2 separate regions of the Mus musculus genome follow, and region 1 is linked to region 2. Evidence: chromatin loops called from intact Hi-C (ENCODE). Cell type or tissue: gastrocnemius. All regions are shown on one strand. Each heading gives the region's core, and the rest is flanking DNA. Links, peaks and the distances in the headings are about the cores only.

The links. Peaks named below come from ENCODE experiments on the same cell type or tissue, not always from the same donor. Only the 100,000 strongest peaks of a DNase experiment are listed, where the experiment ranks them.
Region 1: it touches region 2 in a loop (9-fold over the local background); 41 of 42 quality-filtered maps call a loop at or near these places.

What each region holds. Positions count from the first base shown.
Region 1 is chr8:120,675,197-120,685,326 of GRCm38, reverse strand. It overlaps Gm39265 (a long non-coding RNA gene), which reads left to right. Exons shown (of 3, transcript XR_879259.2): 3 at 1-138. Among named protein-coding and RNA genes, the nearest start is that of Cox4i1, 12 kb to the right of the region's middle. In gastrocnemius, for the core only: CTCF peaks have their summits at 1,561 (motif pointing left), 4,711 (motif pointing left) and 6,717 (motif pointing left); DNase peaks (open chromatin) are centred at 1,564, 4,057, 4,716 and 6,708; H3K27ac peaks cover 731 bases.
Region 2 is chr8:120,795,081-120,805,210 of GRCm38, reverse strand. Gm33199 (a long non-coding RNA gene) reads right to left here. Exons shown (of 2, transcript XR_388109.3): 2 at 9,837-10,130. Among named protein-coding and RNA genes, the nearest start is that of Gm33199, 13 kb to the right of the region's middle. In gastrocnemius, for the core only: a CTCF peak has its summit at 4,510 (motif pointing right); a DNase peak (open chromatin) is centred at 4,510.

The DNA of each region.
Region 1 (10,130 bases), core at 997-8,996, 120 kb after region 2:
CTAGTCAGCTTCCAGGGGCCAGGCCTGTTAGGCCAACCCACAAGTGGCTGTCCCTCCCCCTCTACAAGAAGAACCTTGACACACACCCTGCATGAAAGGAACCTGCCAGGTTTTTCCGAGCACCAGAAGAAAAGCCAGGCTGCTGACATCTGAAATAAATACCTCCTGTCTTGATCCCTGGGTCTGCGAGGATCTTTATTCCATAAACATCTGAGAGGGCTGTCTCTCAGCAGAAACAGCTTGGCCTCCAGGCGCCTAGGCCCTGGCTTCTATTACTATGTATGCGAAGGTTGGGGGGTGGGAGCTTGTGGCCAGGGGCCAGCACACTTCTTTACCAGCACAACCCTGGCAGCAACCATGGCTTCATAAGCATGAGGGGCTGGCCCTGAAGGTGGGGCACAGCTGCCCCACGCCTGTGTGCTCTGGGAGCACAGGACCAGTGTGAACTCAGGGAAGCCCCTGCACAGGTATGCAGGAACTTTTGAATGTTTTAAAGCTGAGTTTCAGCCTGAGATTCGTAGAGTCTCCAGGCCTAATGGCCTAAGGCAGAGACCCACTGGGTATAGGTCTCTGCTGCACACCAGGATTTAAGTTCCGTGTGTATTCAGGAGGGGTGGATCCTCAGCTTTTAGGGTCCCAAAAGTCCGGAATCTATATGCCCAGCCTGGTCTCCTGTTATAAATGAAAATGCAAAAGACAAAACTCAGGTGTCACACAGCTGGGATCTGGGCTCTCAGGAGGAGGTGGAGGAAGCAGAGTTGGGGGTTAACGGTCATCCCTACTGAATACTGCACTCAAGGCCAGCAGGGGTCCTAAGAGACCCTGTCTTAATAATAATAATAATAATAATAATAATAATAATAATAATAAACCCAACTTTAGCCCGCTTGAGTGAGAAAAAGAGAAAATGAATTGGCTGGCTATCAGTGACAAGACACAGGGATAGCTGGCAGCCAGCAGGGTGGGGTCTGTGAGGTCCAGGAGTGCAAAAGCCACAGTCTAACTCTGAATATGGGGCCCTCTGCCCTGCAGTAAGCCCAGACACACCCTCCTTGCTCTGCCTGCAGCTGGAACCGTCGCCCAGCCTCTAGCAGAAGTCCTGGGAGCTGGAGTGGCCATGTGGAGTCTGTGTGAATAGGGATGGCCAGTGGGCTTAGGCCAGAGATAACGAGTCACCTGCACACCAGCAGTGAGCAAGGGGTGCATGGCTGGCCACAAGAAGGCCCAGCGGTGCTCTGAGAAATGGGTTTGGGAACAAAGTGGGACAAAATGTGCCTCCTGTGTCCAGGAAGACAAACTCCCAAGGCACATTCAAGATGTGGTGCCACACATCTCTAACTCCAGCGCCTGGGAGATGAGGCAGGAGAATTGCTATGAGTTTGAGGCCAGCCTGAGTCCCACAGCAAGTACCATGAAGCCAGTGCTATAAATGAGAACTTGTCTTTAAATAAAAAGGGGGGGGAGGGGCTCGTGCACAGGTGCTGAGATTGTGACCAGTCCCAGTCCCGGGCAAGGCCAGCTGCGCCCCTGCTGCAGAGGTGAGCTTCGGGAAGCAGCGCCATCTACTGAGGGCTGGGCTCCTAACACCGTGGGTGTGACCTTGTGTGCAAGCAGGATCCCAATGAGACGACTCCAGATGAAAATGGCCCTTGATTGTATTGACGGCTGTCCTTATAAGGCATCGTTGAGGAGATGTGACAGACACAAGGCAGATAGGAGAGACTAAAATGAAACACCAGAAGTTGGACGAGCCTGCTCCACCCACCTGGACCTCAGACTACACGAGTGTGAGAGGAGGAAACTTCACTTTGAACCCTCACCCCAACCCAGGTCATTGCTAAACAAAACTCCAAGGAGACACACACACACATCAGTTCTGCTGTCTTCCTGAGGATTCCTACCGCTAAAAAACATCATAACCAAAAGCAGCTAAGGAAGAAAGGCTTTATTTCAGTTCTCGAGTCCCAGGTTCATGGGGCAATCAGGGCAGGAATTTAAGGTGGGAATTGGAGGCCGCATCGGTGCAAAGGCTATGGAAGGATGCTGCCTCCAGACTTGCTCTGCCTGTTAGAGCGCCCAGGACCACCTGCCCAGAAACAGCACTGCCCACAATGGGCTGGGCCCTCCCTCCCACAACAGTCACTAAGAAAATACCCCACAGGCTTGCCTATAGGTCGGTCTGGTCTGGAGTATTTTCTCCCTTGAGATTCCCTCTTCCCAGATGGCTCTAGCTTGTATCAAGCTGACATGAAACTAGCCAGCACGTTGAGCCTGGCTCTGACCAGATGATGTAAACCAGGCACCCCAACACGAGTGCAAGGCCAAGAACCCCAACATCCCAACATGGAACTCCTTCCTCCACAGTCCTCACTCCACTCCTCATACCCCAGCCTCCCAACCTGGGGTTTTCTGAAAAGGCCACAGGGACATTTGAGGAAGTACCGGCCATGAAGGCTGGGAAAGTCCTCTGGGCCTCATGACTCCACTTCCTAGGTGACCCCAATCTGAAAAGACGTCCTCCTCCAAACTCTCCTCAAGGTCCTTTAAAGGGGAAAAAACACATGCCATGCTCCCCAGCCCTCCAGCCCAGCCCAGTCAGCACATGGATGGCAACCCGGGAGTGACACCGGGAGTCAAGCTGTCAGGAGCCACAAGTCTCCACACACAAAACCCAGCATTAAAATCCCCAGGGGCCACACCCTCTAACTGCATGTGGTCAGCTCCAGACGGTGGCACTCTCTGCCACCAGAACAGTGGCTAGTCTCGGTGGCCAGCAGAGAAGCCAGTTCCTAGCCATCTCTGACTAAACCAGCTTCCACGGCTCATGCGTGTGAGGCTTCAGTCTGACCTGAGCCCATGCTGTGAACTTCAGGCTACTCTTTAAGGATGATCAGAGCCAGGCTGTAGAGATGGCAGATCAGGGATTGCTCCCACCAGGACTTTCTTGTCTACTTGACAACCAGCATATAGAAGCCACCCACTTCTACCAGAACTATGCTTCCTGCCCACTATGCCCGGAGTAAGAAGCACGTGGCATAATTGGTAACATGGATAGAAGGAAGCATGCGGGGCTGGAGAGATGGCTCAGCGGGTAAGAGCACTGACTGCTCTTCTAGAGGTCCTGAGTTCAATTCCCAACAACCACATGATGGCTCACAACCACCTGTACAGCTACAGTGTACTCATATGCATAAAATAAATAAATAAAATCTTTTAAAAATAAAATAAAGGGGGCAAGTTATCAGCCCCATTAAGCTACATTAAAGGAGGAGGAGGAGGAGGAGGAAGAGGAGGACGAGGAGGAGGAGGAGGAGGGGGATGCATGGACATCTTACACAAATGGAAGGACCAGGCGCTAGCTTGTGCAGGGGGAAGGCAGTGATGGTTATAGCCACATTCGTGGTAACAGTTATTGATGGTGATTCGAAAAATTCGAGTGAATACAATGATAGAGATGGTGACCATGGTAGTGGTGATTATGGTGGCGTAAGCCATGCTATGGCGGTGCTGATGGTAATGGCAGTGATGATTCTGATGACAGTTGGTATTGATAACAATAGTGTTTGAAGTGACAGTGGCGGTTGTGGTGGTGGTGAGGATAAAACTTAGAGTCCCCTCTAGAGCTTGGGTTCCTCAGTGGGAGCTGTACCCCACATATTCTATCCTTTTATGTTCATAGTGCCTTGCACATAGTAGGTGCTCAAAAATACATTACCCAGGTATTACTTTGTTCTTCGAGTTGTTAAAGCAGAGGAGTCCCCACACCAGCTGGCCCCAGTGCAAGCACCTTTGAAGTGGACCTGAAGTGAGACCACACCTCAGCAACTCTGTGTCCAGAGCCAAAGGACATCAAGACAAGAAGCAAAGCCTCTGACCCAGGCCTCGCTCTTCACCGCAAGCCCCACGTTACCCATCCACACACTGGCCAACCTCCCTGAGTTTCCATTTCCTCGTTCCTCAGGGCAGCTTGCTGCAAAGAGAGGCGGAAACAGCTGGGACAGATGGCAGCACGTGGTCAGAGGTAAGCTGAAATGTCTAAAGCGGCTGGCAATGCTGGCCCATGGCCTGGTGATGCTGGCCCGTGGCCTGGCAATGCTGGCCCGTGGCCTGAGGGTAAGCATCTCATCCTCTCTTGGGCAGAGTTATAGCACACTTAAAGAAATGACTGCAGGGAGGCCAGCAGTCCCCCCTCCCCGTGTGGGGGACAGGTCAGTGTTCCTGTAGATGGAGATGCCTATGTCCCTTCCTTGGGGTGGCTCTGGGTCATCTGTAGAAGTAATTATTTCTCCTTAAAAACTACAGCAGTATCAAGGAAGATACACAATTCCCAGGGATTGTCCAGATCAAGCAGAGGACTCACAGATGTGGCCAGGGAGAACACGCAGCAGGTAAGGCCTGGTCTGGGAACCACAGCTTGTCCTCAGAGACCCACATGCTAGGAGAGGGTCAACTTTCACAAACTGATCTGGGACCTCTGCACAGGTGCTGTGGTGTACATACACTAACACAATTAAACAAATGTAATTTTAAATGGTTTTAAGTTTGAAGAACTTGAAACCATTTTAAATTTTAAAACCACCCTAAATTTAATTTTTTTTAATTTCTAAGAAATTTAAAAATTAAATAGCTCAGACCTTGGCATAGCGGGTTTGTGAAGGCGAGGTACAGGGGGGCAGGAGAGCCACTGGAGACCCAGGCCTAGCACGGAGTCCTTGCACCCCCTGCTGTTCACTCGGGATGTGACCGCCAGTTTCCCATATGTCAGTGATTTTTTTCCTGTGACTGAGAAATTATGGCACATGCCTTTAATCCCAGCACTTGGGAGGCAGAGGCAGGTGGATTTCTGAGTTCGAGGCCAGCCTGATCTACAAAGTGAGTTCCAGGACAGCCAGGGCTATACAGAGAAACCCTGTCTCGGAGGAAAAAAAAAAAAAAAAGCAAGCTTAAGAAAGAGTTGATTTGGGCTCATAATTCACGGCAGGGAAGCCATCCTTGAGCAAGAGGCAGTTGGCCACGCAGCATCCGAGGTCAGGAACAAATGGTGAGTGTCGGCACTCAGTTCACTGTCTTCCCTTAACTCAGTCCAGGGCCCCAGCCTAGGAAATGGTGCCGCCCACTTTTAAGATAAGGCTTCGCACCCAGTTAACCCTGTCAAGACGATCCCTCATGGGTGTGCTCGGAGGCTTTCTCCTAGATGGCTCTGGATAGCGTAGAGCTAGTCATATAACCATCATAGGCTATGCATAGACACTAGATTACAGCTACTTGCTAGGTGGTGACAAACTCTGCACCCCTGCCCTTCCAGCCTGTCCAAAGGCTGGGGCTCCCCATTAGGTAGGGTGGTGACCCCCAACTTGCCTAATTTCCAGGAAAACCAACAGGCTTATTAATGTCAGTTTGCCCCCTTGGACCCTGTTCAGCACCTCAGGGATGGAGGGGCCACACCTATGTGAGGCCAGTTTCCCAGGGGAGTCCTAGAAGTGAGTGTGCAGTGACTCAGGTCACTGGGGAAACCTGACAGTCCACAGCACCAGACTATCCACCTTTGAGCTCTTATCACTGGTTGCCAGGTAGTCCTACTACCACCTGCACCGTGACAGCAGTGCAAACTCCAGATGTCCTGAGAGTCCTGTGTCCCGTTCCTAAGGAGGCTCTAGTGACCATGAAAACTGTTCCACCAGGAACCACAGGAATTCAGGGGCCTGCCGGGCATCCTGTGTGAGCATGTTACAGGTTTGCTGAGCCTATTCTACCAGTATTGCCTCGGGACCCCATGGGTGTCAGCAAACGTCATGCAGCACTCAGAGCTGAGTTGTCACAAGGATGGTCGAAACTCACGGTTAAATGACCACACTGTGGAACTTCACTGCAAAAACTGGGAAAGCTTAGGGAAACCTCACTGCCTTGGATTTTTACCCTCTGTTCAAAATCCTCCATTTTGGAAAGCGCAAGCAGCCAGCGACCAGTGGATTGCCACCATACCAAGCGACTATCAATCATTGGATGATTTTTCTTTTCTTTTCTTCCCTTTTTTTTTTTTTTTTAATGTATGTGAATACACTGTCACTCTCTTCAGACACACCAGAAGAGGGCATTAGATCCCATTACAGATGGTTGTGAGCCACCATGTGGTTGCTGGGAATTGAACTCAGTACCTCTGGAAGAGCAGTCAGTGTTCTTAACCGCTGAGCCATCTCTGCAGCCCAACCATCGGATTCTTAAAGGAACAGTTTCCTCAAGGATGAGAATACCTGCTTTCTATGCTCATCCCCAAGTCTCACCTCGTCCATGCCTAGATCAACCTGGCACAGGTGTTTTCCGAAAGGAGTGGAACCCAGAATATCCCTCCCAAAGCAAGATGCTGCCCACAGCCTGCACTAGCTCAGCGGGCAGCTGAGGGAGACCCTGAGGTATTTAGGTCTGGCTGATTTCAGTGCTGACTTCATAGGGGAAGGGAAGCAAAAGAACAAAAAGATGAAGTAATTTTAGAAGCCCCCTCGAGGTGGGCCCACCCATAGGGTTTGGATGTTTTCCCTTACTAAGCACTTATGAAGTACCTATGTCCCAGGCAGTGTCCCAGGTGCTCCAACAAGACCAACATGGGAGGCTCCCACGTCGTTGAGTCTGAGTTGACTCCCACATCAGTCAGTCTTGGCTCAGATTTCGGATGCTCCAACTCTACACGGTTTGCTTAGATCTCCGAGCGCCCCCTGCTGTCCAGAGCTGAGAATACAGTGCATGGAAACAGCTGTGGTGGGTGCCAAACTCAGGAGACAGGGGCCAGTGAAGAGGCCCGGGAGCAGAAGACAACCCTTTGAAAAGGTATCTTTAGGCCCTTTTCTTGGCCAGAGCTGTGTGTCTCGGGAATGACAAAGGACGTAAGCATGGACCGGCGAGGTGGTTCCTCAGGAAAGTCTCCCATTGCAGAGCCTGAACGGCCTGAGTTGGACCCCCTGTGTAGTAGAGAACTGATACCCACAGGTTGCCTTCTGACCGCTGCACACTCAACATAGCACCCACGTACCCACCCACATATACAAAGTACATACTAAACGAATAATGCTCTCGATGTAACAGGATCTCTCTGGATGTAGTCCTGAAACTATGTAAACCAGGCTGCCCTCAAAAACCTGGCTCTCTTGGGTACTGGGATTAAAAGCAGGAACCACTACACTGCTAAAGATGGTTTAGGGTTGGATGTGGTGGCACATGCCTTTGATCCCAAAACTCAGGAGGTAGAGGCAGGTGGATCTCTATGAGTTCAAGGCCAACCTGGTCTACAAAAATGACACCTGAGAAACCCTTGTCTCAGGAAACACAAACCAAAAACACAAGATTTCTTTTTAATGCTGTGTTTATGGGGGGCATGATTCTGGCAGCGCAAGTGCCGGCAGAGCCCAGAAGAGAGCATCAGGTCCCCTGGAGCTAGAGTTACACAGGCAATTTGGAGCCATCTGACGTGGGTGCTGGGGACCAGACTCAGGTCCTCTGGAAAAGCAGAACATGTTGCTAACCACGGATTCATTTCCCCAGCTCTGAAATCACTCTTCTTTAAAGAACAAGCACAAAGCCTGGAGATGGAGCTCAGTAACCCAATGCTTGCCTGCGCGTGTATGAGAGGCCCCAGGTTCAAGCCCTGTACTGCTCCAGAAGGGGTAGGGACATTTGCGCTTGTTGAGACCCTTCCCTTTGGAGAAGACTTTATGCCATGGTGTGGGCCCCAAGACTCCTCCACCCCAGTCCTGGGGAAGCTTCAGAGGAGGTCCAAGGTGACTTCCCACCAGCCCAGGCCTAATGGAGTGCGACCCCTGCCAGTGCTCAGCAGTGGCCGCTTCTCAGATGCCAGCGGCGGCAATGTAAGTGGTGCCCAGTCGGAAAGCAAAGAATATAAAAGTGCAAGGTGACCAGAAACAAGGTGACCAGAAAGAAAGGTGCCGCACCTGGGTGCACAGGAATGAGCAGAGAAGCGGCAGGTGCACAGCCAAAGGCCCACCACTGGCCGACGGAGAAACAGCATTCTGCGCATGCGGACTAGACATGCTGCCATAAAAACAGTGCAGTAGAGCTGGGCGTGGTGGTGCATGCCGGGATGCTAACACTTGGGGTGCTAATATCAGAGGGTTGTCATGAGTCCCAGGGAAGCATAAACTATCTTGGAAAAAAAAAAGGACATTTCCTAGCATTCTGCAGGATGGTTTGGCTCTGATTTAGGTCCACAGCAAAGGGAAGTTCCATGTCTTTCAGTGGCTCTGACAGGAGCTGCAAACCTAGGGAAGGATGTGAGAAATCTTCACGACGGAGCTGTGCTCCCAGGCAGAAGGTCCGAGCTGACTCGGGGGGGGGGGGGGGGACCTGAGTTCCTGAGAGACGTGACACTTCAACCCTCTGACTTAAGTCCTCCATTGAAAACAACAGCCATCACTGTGACCTGAATTTATGTAACAACAACAACAAAAGAGAGAGAGAGAGAGAATGGAACCAAAAAACTAGTATCAAGTATACAAGTTTCGGGGCTGGTGAAATGGCTCAGTGGGTAAGAGCACCCGACTGCTCTTCCGAAGGTCCGAAGTTCAAATCCCAGCAACCACATGGTGGCTCACAACCATCTGTAATATGACCTGACGCCCGTCTGAAGACAGCTACAGTGTACTTACATATAATAAATAAAAAAAAAAAAAAAAAAAAGTATACAAGTTTCAATGAAAACCCATGACCGGTCTCCTCCACAAACCACTAATCCTACAATAAGGCTCCCAGTAAAAACCTGGAAGCCAGGCATGGTGGCACATGCCTTTGACACCAGAAAGGTGGAGGCAGGGGAGAGCTCTGTGAGTTCAAGGCCAGCCTGGTGTACAGAGCTAGTTCCAGGACAACCAGGACTACATAGAGAAACCCTGTAGCAAACAAAACAAAACAAAAAAAAAGAACGATTATATGTTTGTCCCAACAACTAAGGACATTAATACGCTCCCAGGAGAAAAAAGAAAAAGAAAAGTGGATGTCAACTCAAACCCTGTGTCAACGAGAATGACTCATCACAGGCTAGGATTGCTGAACCCCAATTAAAACCATGTTGAATATGAAAATCTCAAAAAAAACAAATAAAAACAGATTTTTCTAGATTATGGAGAAACCACAGCGGGACCATGGCTCCTGCTCGGCTTGCTGTAGCCATGCAGAGAGCCCAGGCCCTGCTTGACTTCTTGGACCACCGTGTCACAGCTACGCTTCGCTAGGCCCCCCTCTTGCATGAGCACCGTCCAAGCTCAAGGATCTCTTCCCTTCCAGACAGGGTCTCTGGTGCTTACATGGGACAAGGTAGTAGGCTGAATCTTCCAAGTCCTCATCAGGGGCCAGGCCGGCACTCACAGAGCCACTGCTCTGCAGGCTGCAGCTCTGCTGCTGCCAGCTTGTGGCAGAAGTTGGAACATGAGGCATGCTGGGCAGTCATCCCTTTACCGGCCACATCCCAGCTTTCTCACTGCAATTTGGTTGTCAGGGTCTACGTAGCCCTGGTTGGCCTAGAACACTCTGTCAGCCGGACTGTCCCCAAACTTACTGTCATCACTCTGGCTTTGCTTCTGCCTTCTAAGTGCTGGTGTGGAGACAGTGTCACCATGCCTGGCCAGCTGTTAGAGCCTGGCCTGCTCTGCACAGCCCCAAAGTTACCTCTATTCAGTGGTGACAATTTCAAGAACTAAAGTAACTCCCGGCAATTTCTGTAGGCTACCACACAGGATTATGTCAGGCCACCTGTACTGGCTGGTTTTGTGTCAACTTGACACAGCTGGAGTTATCACAGAGAAAGGAGCTTCAGTTGGGGAAATGCCTCCATGAGATCCAGCTGTGGGGCATCTTCTCAATTAGTGATCAATGGGGGGAGGGCCCCTTGTGGGTGGTGCCATCTCTGGGCTGGTAGTCCTGGGTTCTATAAGCAAGCAAGTTGAGCAAGCCAGGGGAAGCAAGCCAGTAAGGAACATCCCTCCATGGCCTCTGCATCAGCTCCTGCTCCCTGTTCCAGTCCTGACTTCCTTTGGTGATGAACAGCAGTATGGAATTGTAAGCAGAATAAACCCTTTCTTCCCCAACTTGCTTCTTGGTCATGATGTTTGTGCAGGAATAGAAACCCT
Region 2 (10,130 bases), core at 702-8,701:
TCAGTAACCCCCCCCCCCATCCAATCATATCACCAAAGTCCCACTCACTGGACAGAAGACCTCCAACAAGGGAGTCTTTGGAGGCTCAGAGCCAAAACAACAAATCATGACAAGGAATCCAAAGAAGTCTGAGGGGGCTCCCAGCTAAGCAGAAGAGAATAGGGCCCACACAGGGTGCACATATATTTGCACACGCATCCCACACACAGGAAGCAGAGCCCTGGCGAATTCTCACACTCACACCTCTGAAACCCTGGCTTCCCTAGGCAGCTTGGGATGAGGTCAAGAGGAGGCAGTGGGGGTGGGAGACAGGCTGGGACTAAGGCCAAATCTTTAACCCCAGCAGAGCCACTGGTCCAGGAAACCCAGACTGTGGTAGCTGGAGTTCTATGGACAGCCCGGTCTGTGGTATCTCTCATGCCTTCTGCCTCTCCTGGGTTGCCTCTAAAGACCTTTGGGATTCTCCAGTCTGTGGGTGGGGCTCTTTTCATCCTAGTGGTCACATTGACAGCTTTCCCAGCAAGGATCCCTGGAGAGTAGGGCGCTGCCAGGGAATGGAAGGGGAGCCATGGCCCTCCAATCCTCTCCTTTGAGAGCCTCGGGGTTCTCAGGCTTTCGCTTTAGGCCATGGCACTGCCCATAGCCTGGGGACCACACTGCTGACTCCCTATAAGGCAGAGCCCCAACCCTACCCACACTTTCTCCACTTCCTGCCCAAGCACAACCTGTGCACTCCCCAAATCTTAAACCAGCCACAAGGGGATGTCATGGGGCCCTGAAGGAGTCAACGGAGCCTTGGGCCCCAGGGCCTGAGACTCCACCATGGAGATGGTCAGTAGAAGGAGTCACAACAACCCAGACACAGTGAAAATGACTTGGGGTGAAGTGAGTTTCCCATCTGAGAGAAGGTGCTCTGTGCCCCAGCAAGGTGGACTTCAAGCAAAGTGAACGGCCAGAGTCAGAATGTCCCATGGTCAGAGGTGCCTTTCCAGAAAGACCTTGCAGTCCTCAATGTGTGAGCACCTGCCACACACTCCAGTGAAGCCTGCTTGACAGGCTGAGAAGCCTAGAAGCACTCACGAGGCAAAGAGTTTCATGGAAACTCACCTCCTGGAGCTTTGGCGTTCTCATTAACCCGTATACTCATACCCTATCCCCACATTAGTCTGGTGTATGGATCCACGTGCTCTCTTTTAGTATTATCTTATTATAAGTGCCTTTTAAGATTGAATTCTGACATAGCCAGAGCCTTCACCAGTGTTCCAAGGTTCCAAAAGCCGAGCTTGGAATCCAGCAGGAATGCAGTAAGGAAGTTACCTATTCAGTAACTAATTAACCATTACAAAAGACAGAGCCAGCAGCTCAGAGCTGGTCTGCAAAGTATTTACTAAGGACAGTAGCAAATCTCACCCAAACAAGGGAATACCATAATGGAGCTAGGGAATCCCACTGAGACAGGGATCTTCTCTACAGCCAGGTATAGCAAGCTTCATATTAGAAGCAAGTTGATGAATTCTTCTGAAGACCCAGGAAATAGGGGGGTTGTGGTATTGCAGTATTCATGAAAAGGTCTACTAGTGCAGAACCCCTGGTGGTGGGCTTAACAATAGACTAGCTTTACACCTGGCTCCCTTCTTAGTGGCAGTGGCCTGGTCCCCGCCTTCTTTTGATGTATACATTCCTTTTGTATTGCGGTGGATTGTATCTTGTCTGGTTTCTTGCTATTCTGCTGTATAAAAAGTTTGATGCTCGACCTGAAAAAATACATTCAGATTCTACACAACCTCCTGTGTGCATCTGTCTGTCATTCCCGCCAACTTCTTGCCCATCTGCACCCAGAGACTCGTTCCACGCAGACAAAGGGACCCAGAGGGTCTGCGGCAAGCACCCAACTGTAACATCAAAATACACAAAGCCAAAATGGATGACACTGGGAAAAGAAACAGGTGAGCCTACAGTCATGAATAGAAATCCTCTCCCCAGGAAAAATGGAGACACTACCCAGGAAACAGCCCGCCATTGTTCATCCACCACTGTGTATGTCAGTCTGTGGAGCAGTCTGTCCCCCCAGCAGCCTGACGCTCCCACCTCCAGTTCCCCAGGACCTTCGCCAAGACAGAAGCACTCCAGGCCCAACAGACTTCAGCAAACTCCAAACTAGCAAAGAAAACGTTCATCACACCTCATGTCTATTGGTATTCTGTCTGGACTTCACCCCACGGTTACCTGGCAGCAGCCAAGTAGGCCTGGCCCTATAAAAGGGGCCACTTGCCCCCTCCTCTTACTCTCTTACTCCTGTTTCTCTTCCTTGCCTCTTGCCCCTTGCTCTCCCTCTCTCCCCACTCACCTTCCCCCTCTCCCCACTTGACCACAGCCAGCCTCTACTTCTCTACTCTCTCTCTCTCTCTCTCTCTCTCTCTCTCTCTCTCTCTCTCTGCCTCTACTACCCTCTTAACTCCCCTCCCCATGCCTGAATAAAGTCTATTCTATATTATACCACCATGTGCCTGGTCCCTCAGGAGGAAGAGATGCCTTGGCATGGGCCAGCCAAGGCACCCCCTTCCCCCACACCCCACCAGAACATATTCTTATAGTTCTTTCTCTTTTTATGAGCACAGTAACATCAGGAGCCAGGAAGCAATCCACTATCCTGACAAGTTACACACAGAAGATGTTCTGCAGAGCCACCGCTGGGTGTCAAGGACCCTCTGAGGCTGAAGGTCTTGGTCCCTCAATTGTGTGAATGCTAGTGGGTGGAGGGCATCTGAGGCCGCAGCACTGCAAGGCGTTTGAAATCTGAAAGCCTGCCTGGAGGCTCCTGTGAATTCAGGCTCAGTCTCCCGTTCCACATCTAGGACAGGTCTATCTGATGCTGCTTTGTTTTCTGGTTGTTTACCCTCAGACAAGTCACTCACACTCACTGAGCCTCAGTCTTCTCCTGTGAAAAGGAAGGTGCTAGTATGAACCCCCAAATGCCTACAGTTAAGTGAGAATCTTGTGTGCTGCCTGTAAGGTTGGAGGGGCAGGGTCCTTTCCTTTTCCCTTCCAGATGGATAAGGCCTCTAAGAGTCACTGAGAGGACTGAGGGGGAAGTGGAGCCATAAAGTCCCCTCCTCCATCCAAACCCCAGGATATGTGACCCTTACCCGGTCAAAGCAGCAGCTGATGAATGAGCCCCCAGCCCCACCCCAGGCAGCCTCAGCAGGACTCAGGCAGTCCCGCCTGGGCCAAATGGTGACCTGTCTTTCTAAAGAAAGATGCTTATCTCTCTCCATCAGGAGACCCTAGGTAGCACAGGCAGACAGGACCCTCCTGCTGCCCCGAAAGGTGATCAGAGCCCACCCAGGCCTGTGTGCCAACGAGGGCAGTAAGAGACAGAGCCCTCACTTCAAACTGTTGCCTCAGGAGTCTCTGATGGGAAGACAAGGTTGAGCCTCTCAGATGAAAGACCTATACACACCTGGAAGGTTCCAAGAGAATCTGAAGCAAAGCGCCTGCAAAATGGCCAAATGATTCATGATAGAGTCTCGGGATCCAGCTGCGAGGACTGGGGTTTCCGGAGACTCCTGGTCTGGCACTGTCTTCTCTCACTGCTGACAACAGCTGGCTACCAAGGAAACCAAGGCAGAGCCCAGAGGCAGCCTGAAGGTGCCCAATGAGAAAGCCCATCTCTTGCTCACCTCAGCCCACAGCAGCCTCTTGCCTCCACCTCTACCTTCCCACCCAAACCCACAGCAAGGAGCCCACCCATTTGTCAATCTTCCTGTGACTCAGATCTGACCCCTTGAGCTGCCAGAAGGAAGCAGGGCTGCAGCGTGGGGTAGTGGCCAGGGGGACTGTCGTGGGAGCTTCTCTTTGCAAGCAATCCATAGGTCACCCCCTCTCTTCCCAGGCAGCACCAACTTGGCTCCACCTGGCGTGAAACTTGGCACAGGAGACCCACAGGGTACACGCAGCTTGGTGGTCATTTGCTCTGAGCTCAGCTGGTGGGCACACTGGCCATGGCCTGTGGCGTCATAGCTGGATCGCACTCCTACGAATGCCTTTGACATCAGGCAGCTTCCAACTCCCATCTACGTGAGCCTTGTCGCTGTAAGCCCTGTCCCTTCTAGTTTGGAGGTGACTAGCTGGTTACGTTCCATTCCTTCCCAAGTCCCCAGGATCTGCCCACTTTCTAGTCTAACCCATCAATAGTGCAAATGAGAGCACAGAGTCTCAGGAAAGGAGAGAGACCAGCCCATGGTCACACAAGAGCACAAATCTTCAGACCCTAACCCATCCACTGCTCTTTCTCTCACTGGAACCTGCGGGGAGCCGCCGTGGCCTGAGAACCGCGCCACCACCTTGGAGGTTAAGACGTGTATTTGCAGATGGCGCGTCAGAGCATCTGAAGCAAGATAGTTGTGGCAGGACCTTGGCATCGGCATTTTAGACACACTGAGGTTGTTTGCTGGGTTCACTCCGACAGTGCAGTCTGAGGCCATGCTGGTAATTCCGTCTCTGCTCACTAGATGGAGCCAGAGCCCCGGCGACCGAGACCTAGAAGACCCTCGTTCAGGTTGGGGGGAGGACGGGTCAGCTGAAGGTAGAAGAGGGGTTCAGTGGGGGAGGGAGGGAGCACACACCCGGGTTCTAGCTCTATGCTACCATCCACTGTGCCCCCACGGAGCGCTCAGTCTCCGTGACCCAGGGTTCTCATCCGGAAGGCACAGCAGTTACACCCCAGAGGCATTTGAGCCCAGACCTCAGCCTCTGCACTGTACATTAGCATTGTTAGACCTGAGTCTGTCTTCAGCACGAGGCAATGGAAGGCTGTCATATGACTCACAAGCTCTGCTGTCTCTCAAGTTTGTGACATACAAACCAATCTTGTGCCTGTAGGTGAGGCTTAGAGCTGGGGCCCGCTTTCTCAGTGGTCCGTAGAAGAGATACACATGCTGTTGCTGCATTTTAAGACCCCAGCACGCCCGCCCCGTCTTGGAATGTCCCACGCTATGAGCTGGAGACCCTCTGGAGGCTCGTTTCAGGTGGGCTAGCCTCTACCAATTGCAGCTGAAGGTGTTCCATCAGCCTTTGACCTTTGGTGGCTGAGGAAAGACACTCTCAAGCTAGGGTCAGACCAGGGTGGTGGCTGGTGCTGGAGCTCTGAGAAGGCACAGCCTTGCTCTGGGGGTGAGGTGAGAGGCGAGAGGAAGGAAACAGATGGGGCAGTGAACTCCCTGGGGTGTCAGTGTTCTCAGAAGCCCAGAGTGTGGTGGTGGTGGTGATGGTGATGATGGGGGTGATGGTGATGATGGTGATGATGTTGGTAATGGGGATGATGGGGATGATGGTGGTATAGAAGTGATGGTGATGATGGGGTGATGATGGGGGTATGGGGATGATGTGATGGGAATGGCTCCATCTTCTCCATACAGATTACATAATGATGCCCAGAGCATCCTTGCCAAGGCTGCTTGTCAATGCTGTGTTCATTCAGGGACTCGACTTCCCCAGCACACCTCTGGCATGCCACACCCTGCCTGCTGCCTGCCTCCCAGAGCATCTGCACAAACATCCAGACAGCCAGGCATGATCTGGGTGGAGCCCACATGTTTAGCTGCTATTGCCCTTTCCTGACTGCATAGTATTCCCTCATGCGACTGCACAGTGGGACATAGTGTCTTTTTGATGGACATCTGTGTTGTTTCTGGAGTTCGGTGACTGCTGCCAGGCTAAGCAGCTATGAGCCGTTGTATGCGGATCTTGTGGGAAGCACAAACCCTCTTTTCTGTGAAGCAGAGTTGCTAGTGCCCAGTGTGTGTGATGTATAATGACTTTACATTTGTCAAGGGAGCCCTGCTCCTTAGCAGTGGGTTTCAGGACCAATCAAAGGAGGTCAGATAGGACAAAGAGTGGTGTAGCCCAGGATGGCATCCTCCTGTCTCAGTGCTGTGATGTAACACCATGACCAAAGCAACTTGGGTAGGAAAGGGTTTGTTTAGTTTATGTTTGCACATCACAGTTCATCATCGAAGGACATCAAGCAGGGCAGGAACCTAGAGGCAGGAGCTGATGCAGAGGCAGTGCTGTTGGGGGAGGGGCGTTGGGGACCTCTGAGTGGCTTGCTCAGTCTGTGAGGCCGAATGTCTTCGTGGCCTTCACTATACACCAGAATCCTAGAGAAGTGGGCTCTGATGCCAGAGAAAGTGTGGGCGTCCTAACAAGGTGCAAGTGAGTAGGCAAAGAGCAAACTCTTCCTTCTCCCGAGTTCTCGTTCAGGCTTCCAGCAGAAACTATGGCCCTTCCCCAAGGTCTGGATTAGAAGTGGATCTTCCTACTTCAAATTAACCAAAAAGGGAAAAACCCTCGCTGGTGTGCCCTCCATTTTTGAATTCTAGATGATTCCAGATGTGGTCAGGTTGGCTACCCAGACTAGACATCACACTCTGCCCTCAACGGCGAGGTCTATAGGCACAAGATATGTGCCACCCCACCCTTTTCTAGAGCTGGTTATGGTAACACACCTGGACCCCTCACCGTAATTCCTGTTTTCGTGCCAGCTGCACTCATGGAAGGCCTCACACACATGGTCTCGGGCCTCAGACTTGGAGAGAAGCAGAGGAAGTGGGCAAGGGCAGGCGGGGAGTCATGAAGCATGCTGGGATGGCAGACACTTGGCCACAAGGAGGTTGGCAAAGAAGAGGGCACTTGTGTCAGGCACAGTGACCAACTGTAGCACTCTACGGTAGTGAGTGCCGAGGCACAGCCTCACAGGCTCAGTGAATATCTTCCTGCTTCACTGCAGAACAGTCCAGAAACACAGTCACTGGCCAGCAGAAGCTGCCTGTGAGAGTGATCTCAAGGATGGAAAGTAGAGAAGAGGTGAGAGACATGTCACACACACAGAGGTGAATGTCAGTCACACACAGCGCAAAGTGAATGTCACACACACCACAGAGAAACACCACTCTGCCGGCGGCCAGGGTCTGAGCCGAGGCTCTGTCCTCGAAGCTTCGGAGGCTGTGAGGAACAAGGGCTCCTCAGGACCTGGGTTCAGAGGGTGATGGAGCAGTTGGAAGGTCTCAGCAGAGACCCTGCAAGGTGAGATTGAGGAGTAGACAGACACAGAGGATACAGTTCAGATACGGCACCCACGTGGGCCAGGGGTAGAATTGACAGAGAAGATGCAAAGGATGCTGGGAGCTCTACAATACACATTACCTGCTGTGTGTCTCCATGTCACAAAAAAACAAACAAATACCTCCATACTCTGGTATGAATGTCGTCTGCAGCTGGGACATAAAATGAGAAGGAAGAGGACCAGGAGGTGGACATACACAAGTGCATTCTGGGAGAGACCTCCAGCATCACTCTGTCCACCCCCTCATCTTAAAATGGGAAACCAGAATCGAAGGGCTCTTGTATTGACAGCCACCAGCAACAGACCCAGTCCCTCTGTCTGGTCCCAGTCTGATGGCATCTGTCCAGTGGTAAAATCAGGCTTCTCACTGTGCCCAGTGACACCCACCCCACACCGTCATTTTCCTCTCGCTTGCTGTGTAAAATTAACTGGGCCATGAGTTTCAGAAAAGCACACCTGTTGCCTCCTTCAGTGGCAAGAAAAAGAAACCAGCAGGGACTTTCCTGCCAGCCGGCCCGGGTGGGTGAGAGGCAGGCAGGGTGCAGGGTGGAGGGTTGCACCTCTCTGTGGGACAGAAGGAAGGTCCCTGGGACATTTGCCATCTGTCACATGTGTGCTGCGTCCCTCACACGTGAATCTCTGTGCTTCGTGCTGAAGTGTGACACAGGAGCCAAAACAAAAACAAACAAAAAAAAATGCAGATTCTAAGCATGGCTCAGCACATAGTAGGTAGCCACAGTGTCCTCTGCACAGTCCATAGCAACAGTGTCCTCTGCACACAGTAGGTAGCAATAGTGTCCTCTGTACACAGTAGGTAGCCACAGCATCCTCTGCGCACTGTAGGTGGCAACAGTGACCTCTGCACACAGTAGGTGGCAACAGTGTCCTCTGAGCACAGTAGATAGCATAGTGTCCTCTATGCACAGTAGGTAGCACAGTGTCCTATGCGCACAGTAGGTGGCAACATGTCCTCTGCACACAATAGATAGCAAGTGTCTTCTGTGCACAGTAGGTAGGCACAGTGTCCTCTGTGCACAGTAGGTAGCAACAGCACCAAAGAGAGAACCAGAGGAACAGGTGGCATCAGCCAGAATCCCTTTCTGTCTCCACCACAGACGACCAGATTAAAGTCGAAGCCCCCCAAGCCTTCCCCCATGTCTCCCAGCACACGGGTCTGTCTCTTCTCTCTTCCAGATCCCATGACATGTGGTCACATGAGTGATACTAAGTTGCATTTCTGTAGATTAAAGGAAAAAAAAACACAATATAAGCAGTCTGGTCACAGCCCAGTGGCAGGTGCCTGGTGCTGCTGTTCCCGCTGGGAGCAGGAGGAACATGGGTTGAGTGGCTTTCTGCCCCGCACTGTATGTATTGAAAGCTACTACCTGTGGCATCACTGCCCCAACTGTAGGACCACCCACTCGACATGGAGGTGGCAAGTCCCAGTGACCCTGTGAGGTTTCCTGGGAAAAGATACCCAAGATCACAACTCTGGGGTCATTTCTTTGACAGACCTGTCTCCTGGACTTTCTCCACAGGCCCCAGAGGCTGCACATCCAAGGTTAAGACAGCCAGACAGCCAGGCAGCTGAGGAAACTTGGGGAAGAGGAGAGCCGGAGTGACCAGCAGAGGGCGCTGCTGCCCTTGGCATCCTCCAGGCCACACTACCAGGCTGGCCTCCTAAGGCTCCTGCTCAGACCACAGTCTGAGGCACACATAGAGGCACACAACCTGGGATTGGCATGAGTCCACAGACAGGCTGATGGTAGCGGTGGGGAGGGGGGGTCACAGGAATTAGCTGGGCAGAAAAGAGGTCTCTGCATACCCCAGGATAGGAGACTGGTGAGGCACAGACCCTGGAGTAAGACTGTCCCCAGTGCTCCCCAGCCGGTGTCCTCACCAAGCATTTGCCTGAGACTCACCCTGTCTTTATGGCCTCGCCCCAGTTATCATCTGGACTTTGTGACATACTGCCAGGGTCAGAGAGAAAATGAAAACGAAAAAGAAAAAGAAAGCTGGGCAAGAACTTGCCACAGAGGCCAAGGCCAGCCACCCCTGTTAGCCGTCCCTTTATCCGATGCGATAAGCACTGATTGATTATGACCAGACTGGCTTGGAGGAAAGCCCTGAGAACAGAGGTCAGAGGTCAGACCCTTGTCCCCTTCCCTTCCCACCATGACAAAGAGCTCACGTATCATCCCCTGTCACTCAACAGTTGATGAGCACATCTGTGTCCAGGGGCATGTGAGTCAGGGGACTGACAGCCATACGGCCAGAGCCTCATACCTTGGGAACAACCCCATTCCCACCCTCCGTCGCCAGCACACACTGAAGGAACTTTAATGTTCACACAGCAAATCCAGCCTCCATTTCTCTGGGCATCTCTCAGCGTTTTGTTTTGTCTTTCAGTTTTAAACGGCAAGCGAGCAGGACTGCCTTGGACCAAACTCTGACAGCTCTCACTGTCTCTATTAATCTCACCTAGTCAACTCCGGGGCATGGCGAGGGCCACAGTTACTAGGCCAGGCATGGTACCCGCTCTCCACCAAGGAACCTCCACTCCACAAAGAAGAAAGGGGGACCCCAACTCTCAGGAGCTCTCCCAGGTCACTTAGACAGTTAACTGTGGGGGGAACCTGCTAGAACAAGTTAGGGTTCAGTCACACCAATCCACCCAACTACCCCCAGGATTTCTAGGCACCCAGGTATGGGAGAAGGTTCTAGAAAAATGTATATTTTTTCCATTAATCCTCCAAGATGACTTCAGAGAGGACAGTGCTTCAGGCTTTATGGCCCTGTGAATGTGGGAGCTGAAGGTGTCCCCAAAGAGCAGAGGAATATCCCCTCGCCCCATGTCAAGACAGGTGGCTCGCCTTCAACTTCATGCTCTTTCTGTTTGTTTTGTTTCTCAGACTCATCCATTACATTTGGATTTTTCTATCCTCAGAGGTGACCAGATATGTTTCTCAAAGCCATGAGTCAGAGAGAAGCATGGCCCGCATGAGCC